Regions from separate parts of the Homo sapiens genome. Here region 2 is linked to region 1. Evidence: chromatin loops called from intact Hi-C (ENCODE). Cell type or tissue: B cell. All regions are shown on one strand.

What was found. A loop is a pair of places that touch in the nucleus more often than their neighbours do. Peaks named below come from ENCODE experiments on the same cell type or tissue, not always from the same donor. Only the 100,000 strongest peaks of a DNase experiment are listed, where the experiment ranks them.
Region 2: a loop joins it to region 1, with 18 times the contacts of the local background. A loop is called at or near these places in 82 of 110 quality-filtered maps.

The regions. Positions count from the first base shown.
Region 1 is chr6:69,833,625-69,837,624 of GRCh38, forward strand. No RefSeq gene overlaps it. Among named protein-coding and RNA genes, the nearest start is that of COL19A1, 31 kb to the right of the region's middle. In B cell, CTCF peaks have their summits at 2,278 and 2,479; a DNase peak (open chromatin) is centred at 2,277; H3K27ac peaks cover 798 bases.
Region 2 is chr6:70,106,344-70,110,343 of GRCh38, forward strand. The region is part of intron 16 of COL19A1 (collagen type XIX alpha 1 chain); the gene reads left to right. Among named protein-coding and RNA genes, the nearest start is that of COL9A1, 190 kb to the right of the region's middle. In B cell, CTCF peaks have their summits at 2,123 (motif pointing left) and 2,325; a DNase peak (open chromatin) is centred at 2,098.

The sequences.
Region 1 (4,000 bases):
ATAGATACCAAGGGATGATTGTACCTGTTTTAGGATTCTTTCTCATCAGATATTGTAAGCTTATTCATCATGATCTCAAGAGAAACAACTTTAGATGATTGATCAAAGTTCCATGTGTTTGTGCATTTGTTTCTCTATCAATGTGGCCTAATTGTCTTATCTACCAACTGCTGCAGTAATTCCATAAAGATTCGATCCCCCTCAACTTTTATTTGCTTTTCTCTTTAACTTTTGTATTTCTAATGATTCTAAGAAATTTGCCCTTTTGGAGTATTCACCGCACAGGAGCACTATAGTTCATATATTAGTTTTGAATTTTTTATCTAGATGAGTAAAAATAAAAAAGTAGAAACCTTTAGGCAGTTATATATTCAGAGACTGTTTCTGTATTGTAGAAAACCATAAGATAAGAGCAATTTTGTTTTGGAGAAAAGAATATATATTTACAAATTAATTACCTTTTTAAAAAAACATATTAGGTAACTTTGCAAAGTAAGATATATATGCTCCTATTTGTAAATTGGTTAACAAATAGCTTAAATCCTTGACATTTCAAATGTTTGCATTGAGTCCCAAAAACCAATTTGAAAATAAAAAGCATAATTAAATCTGCCAATTTTATTCAAATGTCCAAAACATTCTAGTTGAATTTTGACAGAGGTGATCATTCCACATTTTGTACCTTACTAAAACTCAGAGTTGTCTTATCTGGAAAGCCAGTGATTTGACAATTTTCCTCTTGCTCCCCTAAATTTGCTTTCTTATTGTCTGATAGGTGCACTTTTTACCCAGAAGTGGCTCAGTAATGCTTGCTTTGGATTACAGTCCTAAGCAATATTTTTGAAAAGATTGGAAATAAAATTTCTATAGAAACTAACAATATGATACAATGTTGAAAGGTTGGAACTGGACTAAGGGGATTATTTAAGAACAACTGATAAATGTGTTGAATCCTCTTCAGAACAGTGTATGGTTGGGTCAGTTGGGATGAGACTAATTCTTCAGGGTGTTGTAGAAGTGGCTATACTGAAGGATGCTTTATTTTGCCCTTCATCAGGTTCAGTATTGCCTAATTATGTTTTAGCTCTTGAGAAGTGTCAAATGGCCTGAATACTAAGACTTCGCTGCTCCCAGTAGCCACTGAATCCTGGCATTGGGTAGTTAAATATTTTCCTAGAGTAATAAACACATTTTCAACTACACGGCAAGAAGAAAAAAATAAACCAGAAGTTTAATTAAGTATAGGTAGAACAATTAAGGAATAGAAAAATATAGGTTAAAGCACTTAAAGTGGCCTCTTACATAAAGCTTGTTGATAATAGGTGATATATTAAACAGTGTTTTGAGATACTACTGTCCTACATAAATTTAAAGTATTATAATTTTGAAGCATTGATGACATTTTTCAATGTGAAACTTCCAAAGATTTTTGTCAGAATAATCAAAAGTGATTACTCTTTTTGTAGCTAATAAATATTTTTAAAGGTTATGTAGGAATATAACATGAATACTATGGTGAGTTGTCAAGCATGAAGGATGTCTTTTTATGAACAAAATTCCAGTTAACTAAATCAATCTGTGTTCTCATTCTTTTAAAAACCCTTGTAAAATTTTATTTCCTTTCTTTTAATTATTTCTAAATAGTTACACATGCACAATAAACTCAACTGGAGGAATATTTAAATTGACCAAAAAGGGCAGTACAAATGATTAGCTGAAATGTATAATGTAATCTTTAAGCCGTGAAAAAATGCAGATAGCAAAAACATTTTGTTTTAAAATATTTTCCATTCAATACTAAAAGATACTTTTGGTATTAAAACTGTTAACTGGAATCTTGTTCTTTTTATAAAATACTGATTTTATTAAAATTAGATTGTTTCTAAAATACACTGGAGTTCATTATACACCAAGATTACACTTACTGCGAATTTATGCTGCTGATTCATAAGCACCAGAGAACGAAGTTCATAATGAAACCACTGACATCATTGTGTTTAAATGTACATAAACCTTTGCTATTATGATCTGTTTTATATTTCATATTTACCTATGAATGATTTATTTTCCATAAGAAACTCTAATATGGCAAATGAACAACAGCTGTTGCAAAGCGTGCTTATTTTCTGAGGGAATGGGGGAAGAAACAGCCAATTTAGAACTTTAACCAATAAACTAAAAACACTAAAAAGTAAGTTTTCCTTCCCCCTGCTGGGAATTAACTTTACGTACCATTGAGAATCAGAAGACTTGGTTGCAGTTCTAGAGGCCAAAACTAGATGGTGCTCTACAGTTGTCAGTACTTCAAGTCAATTCCAGACGTTTAGAGTAATGGAATTTAAGGGCTTTATTAAGGATGTATTTCATGAGTTTCATATTTGATTCTTCTTCTTTCTTCTTCCACAGACTTTCTTAGGGGATAAGAAAGTGGATAACATTCAGAATTAGCATGGCTCTAAGTGCTTTACAAGCATATTTTTCTCTTTTGATTGCCTTAGTTATTTCCTGCCCCACTTCTCAGCCCTTATCCATCACTTGTAAAATTATGAGACATACCAGTATCAGATGAAGAAATAAAGCCTAGAGTAATAGTTAAGGGAAATATTTCGTGTTATGCAAGTCAAACTCTTGGCCAGAATTAACATTCAGGTCTTTGCTTTATCAAGACTAGCTACCTTACCTAACAAGGCGAGAAAGTACAGGCAGTAAGACTAAATTCTTTTTGGGGAAGGAGAAGAGCCAGTAGTAACACATGGTTGTTGTTTCTTCCATCTTCATAGCAGTTTTTGCTCCCTTTCCTGAATATTCTCATTGTTCCCTGTCCACCCTTCTGAGGATATGTTGATAGAAGAGCAGAAAAAAAGAATAGGAAGGGGGATAAAATGTTCACAAACAAGCATACTCCACATGCCAGGCACTGATTTAAACATTTTACATATGTTTTCATATTTATCTTTTGAAGAAATCTAAGAAGGCATAAGTGAATGACCTCCCTTTTACATATGAGGAGTTTGGCACTCAGATTAGTAACTCCTCAAAGTCAGTAAGTAAGTGCCATTCTAAGGATTTGGCCATAAGTTTGTCTAATTCTAGAACCAATCGGGTTTTCTACAACTACAATTGTGACATTAAAAAAAGAAAACCCAAAATTGGTTATAGTCTCTTTCCTAGTGCCTGTTTACATTGAGCATGGCATGATTCTAGGTTTATACTGTTCAATGTACTGTCCTATGTATTATCTCATTTAATCTAATAGCCAACTCTATCACACTATGAATAAAAGTGAAATTTCCAAACTTAACTCTCTAATCAGTGGCAGTGCCTAGTTAACAGCCTAAGTATTTTCATAATAAATTTTAGTTTTACAGTAGAACTTAAGCACATGAAAATGATCAACTTGTACATTTTTACTATTTGCTTTATTTCTTATAATTGATATAAATGATCTTAATTTACAATTTTCCTAGTCACTAAGGGATCAACAATATGTATTAATACCATAATTTCTCAAAAATACAAATAAAAACTCTTCCAATTAAATTTTTAACAATTGTCTATGTTTACATTCATTATACCATATATACTGTGAAGAATATAAACAAATAGAAGATGATTTTTTCCGTCAAGTTTTTAATAAATGACTGGGTAAGACATATATGAAGATTCATTCATTAAACACTTAATTACTGACTACTGTGCAAAACCATCCTTGACACTGCAGGAGCCAGAAGGACAACCAAGTCAGAGCCCCTGACCAAAAGGACTGATGAACAAGGACGTGCCCAGGTACTGCCACACCCAGTCATGGATTCCTTTGTCTAGACACAATCTTGGAGAAACCACTTGCCATTTGAGGGAAATGCCATTGAATTTAGGATAAGACCTTCATTTCCTGTTCGGTATATTCAAAACCCATATCAGAAGAGGAACTCTTAAAATTGCCCCATCACCAGATGTAAAGCCAAGTTTCTTCCTTCCTCAACCTTCCACCTACTTTTGC
Region 2 (4,000 bases), 270 kb after region 1:
GTGTGTGTGTGTGTGTGTAAGAGGACAACGTTTTGTCCCCTGAGACATTATATCTCCTAGGGAAAAAAGATTTCTAATAATGGAAAATTTACTAACACTAGTTTTATTAAACTAACATTATTAAATTATCTTTGTGAATCAGTGTTTCATGGAAAGTCATGTATATCACTCCAATTTAGCTTAACTATTATTCAATAGCAACTTTTTGTGTCTTTAGGACTTATTTGAAATTTATACACATGCAATATGCATATAATGAAACTATTCTTAATCAGAGTGCTTGTCATTGAACAGTGACTAACCTGGTTAACAGAGCTAGCTACAATGTATTTTTGTAAAGTATTTGTCCAATTCCTTGTTAAAAACCAGAGCTGATCTTACCTATACAAAGGAAAAAGCTCCCAAAGTGTCCCATGTAACTTCTGCTATCTTGTCCTAAGCGAATATTCTTCATTGGAGGGAAACTATTACATAGAGATCTCTTGGATTTATTTCAATACATAAAGATTACGACTGAGAACAGTTTTTCAGTATGAGAGGGCTAAGCATCTCCCTCGGGAAGGAAATAGCACTAACTCCTGAGGAAACAGGTTCAGAGGAAAGAGGGATGAAGCAGACCAGGAGAATGTATTACCATCACGAGCTCTGCATTAAGTACTGTATTTCCAGTGTCTTAGGGAATCCTTACAACTATCTTGAAAAGTAGAAATTATCTTCATTTTATAATGGGGTAAATGATACTTGGAAATGTCAAGTAACTTACCCAAGATGACACAAGCAGTGAAGACAGAACTGAAACACAGGAACTGATCCCTAAACCTTTATTCTGCCAGACTTCAGGTGTGAAAGACAAGCTTCTAGTTTACAGTTCAACTAAGATTATTCTTCCTCAAACATCATACCTAGAACAATGTTTGAGTTTTCCGTTGCAATCAATGGCACTATCCTGACTCCAGACAGCGAGATGGTATAGGATAGCATAGGATGGCGGTGAGGAACTTAGTCCTTCTCCTCACTAGCTTGTCCTGGAACAATTTTCTTAATGTTTCCTTGTCTCCATTTTCTTTTCTGTAAATTTGAAATAATAGCACCTACCCCACCTACTTTTTCCCACAGTGGCTACAAGAGCCCAATGTCATTGATATGAAAGAACTTTCTTCTAAATGTAAAGCTCTATCTAAATGTATCTTAGTTCCACTGTTATTATTCTGAACACCCATTCACACTGTAGAGAGAAGAGATTGTCTTCAATCAGTAATTAAACCAACACTTCTTTTCTCTCTTTACAGTTCTCCAAAAATCTAGTTAACAGAAATTTGAATGTCTATCAATGAATTGCTGAAATAAAAGATCACTTTGCATATGTCACACTTATTCTAGATACGTCATGAAGAGATCCAAAAGTTATTCCCAATTAGGTAACAATAACAACCAGGTCTAAAGAGTCAGTGATGTTTTTTCTCCCGAGATTTACAGCCTCTTCCTTGCTTGTGGGGCTTGTTCCTTTACCATCTGAGCTGTTGCATTTTATTAGTTGTGATGTTCTCTAAGTCTCAACTGTCCTTCCTCACACTCCAATAAAAGCTTGTCTTTTTTAAAAACCTTCCAGTTATCTGAGTAGCATAAGCAGTGGAAAGTAATAGACTTATGTTATGATAATGAGACTTGGAAAGTCTCAAGACTTGGAATGCCTTTGTTTATTTCAAAGTATTCTGGTTTTCAGTTCCTTTAGAAAAGAGAGGAAAGCAGCTGGAAATGAGGCGGAGCAGGAGAGAAAGTAGGAGAATTTAACTAATGAGCCATTAAAGGAAGTAGGTATTAGCCCATCCATTTGACATTAACTTTACTTCTCATTCATCATTACTGGAAAAAGCGTTTATTAAAAACCACACTAATTTAAAATTGTGTTATTATTTCTTCTGCTACAGGCAAGACTTTTTATTTTCTTTCTTTTTTTCTTCTGGTATTGTTTTTATGCATTGTTTCATTATTGCAGTATGAGAATTGAGCAGTGGGCTCCATTTGTCACATTTGTGTGCATAGCAATTTCAGTTGAAAACAGAAATTCAAAAAATTTTGTAACATGGGGCAACAGCTCCATCTACTGTTTCCATAGGAAAAGCTCTAGTCAAAGAATGACAATAGCTCTTTGAAGGATGTCAGAGGAATGGAAATTTTTCGATGTTTGAAGCTTATAAATCCATATGATTTTTAAAAAATTATTTTCAGGATTTTGTTACATTTATGCTTACCTTGAAATTTAAATATAAGTGCTATTTCATCAGCAGTCATTTTCAATGTCAACTTGATGCTCTTTTGAGGTAAAAATCCATACCTACTTCATGGATCTCTAAAATGCCCTTCTATTGTACAATACCAATAAAACTCTGCAGCATTAATTTTTGGGAGCTTACTCCAACAAAACATATGCTTCTTTTCTAAAACAAGTCTGATTTGAAACATGTACATTCATGTTTCTATTTTAATTTTAACTTCAGTGTAGAACTTCTTCTACCTTTAAAGCATGAATCATTGCACAGTCCTGAAAGTTACAATTATACATCAGTTTGCACAATTAAAAGAGTAAATTTAGGGTGTAAAATTTAATTTATTTACTAAACAAATACTTATGGCCTATCTACTATGTGTTAATCACTATTACAAACATTGAATATACAGTGGTTAAAAACACAAAGCAACAACAAACTACAGATAAGGTCTCTACCTTTCTTTATAACTTACTGTCTGTGGTGAGGCAGTACACCAATGGTTAATAAGCAGTTAAATAAATAGACAAAACAATTTCGGTTTAGAGTGAGGTGCTATGGGGGGAATAAACTGGGTAATGTGATAATGATTTGGAAGGAGGAGATGTTCTTCTCATTACCATCTAATTGAGGTGGTCCAGGGAGGTGTCTCTGAGCAGAAGACATTCCTTGAGAAGGAGCTGGCCATGTAAGGGCCAGAGCAAGAACTTTCCAAACAGAAATATCAGGACTTGCAAAGAGCTTCAGGTGGGGAAAAGCTTGATGTATTCAATAAACATAAAGGAGCTAAGAAAAGAATAGTGCCAGAAAAGATTTGGGAGCTGAATGGCTTCATCATATAGGGCCTTATAAGAATGGAAAAGAAGGGTTGGGGGGCAAGTGGAGAGATACACGTAGCCATGAAATAACCAGTTACATCTCCGTTTTGTAAGTGTGTGTGTGTGTGTGTGTGTGTGTGTGTGTGTGTGTGTGTATCTGCAGCGGTTTGATTTTTTTATGTGATGAAATTACTGTTCCTACTGATTCAAATAAATTATTCTGAAGGTAATATTGTTTTTAGCCCATTATCTTTAGTCTTTGAGTGGACGGGGAATAGGCTTGTTTGCTGAAAGAAAACAAAATTGACAAAGGTTTGATTGTAGCCCATTTAATTTCAGTCTTGTCTGAATCCACTGGATATCACTTTGGTCATTAGAGATGGAGAATTTCATCACATCTAAGTCTTTTCTTTTTCCCCACAGCTAAATCTGATGTTTCCTTTCTGATAGGCTATAGGTTGAGTCAGTTGAACAGTTGGGGCAATGAAAATACATACCCTCAAAACGCCATAGAACTAAGTGCCTTCCGGCACTTGTGCCCCCTTATCCATCGCTGTTCTCAACTTGAGTATCTTCCGTCTCCAACTTTATTTACTATGCACTGAAAACTGAAAGGAAAGTTATTATTTTCAGCATATAGCAGGACCCACCTCTAAAACAATTTAGTGTCCCAAAACACATTTTTGGACTGCTGAATAAAGCAGATGACAAAAACTGTCTCAGTGAAACATTTGATCACTTGTTAAAATACCCTCAGAATACCTTGAATGTGACTACATGCATTTTGAAGCTCATCATGTATCAATGGGAATCCAATTCAAATTCTTAACATCCCTTCTAGAAGCTTGAACTGATCAGGGCTTAGTCATGTTGCTCAGTTTTCCTTTCAGCAAGAGAACCACAATCTCTTCTGTT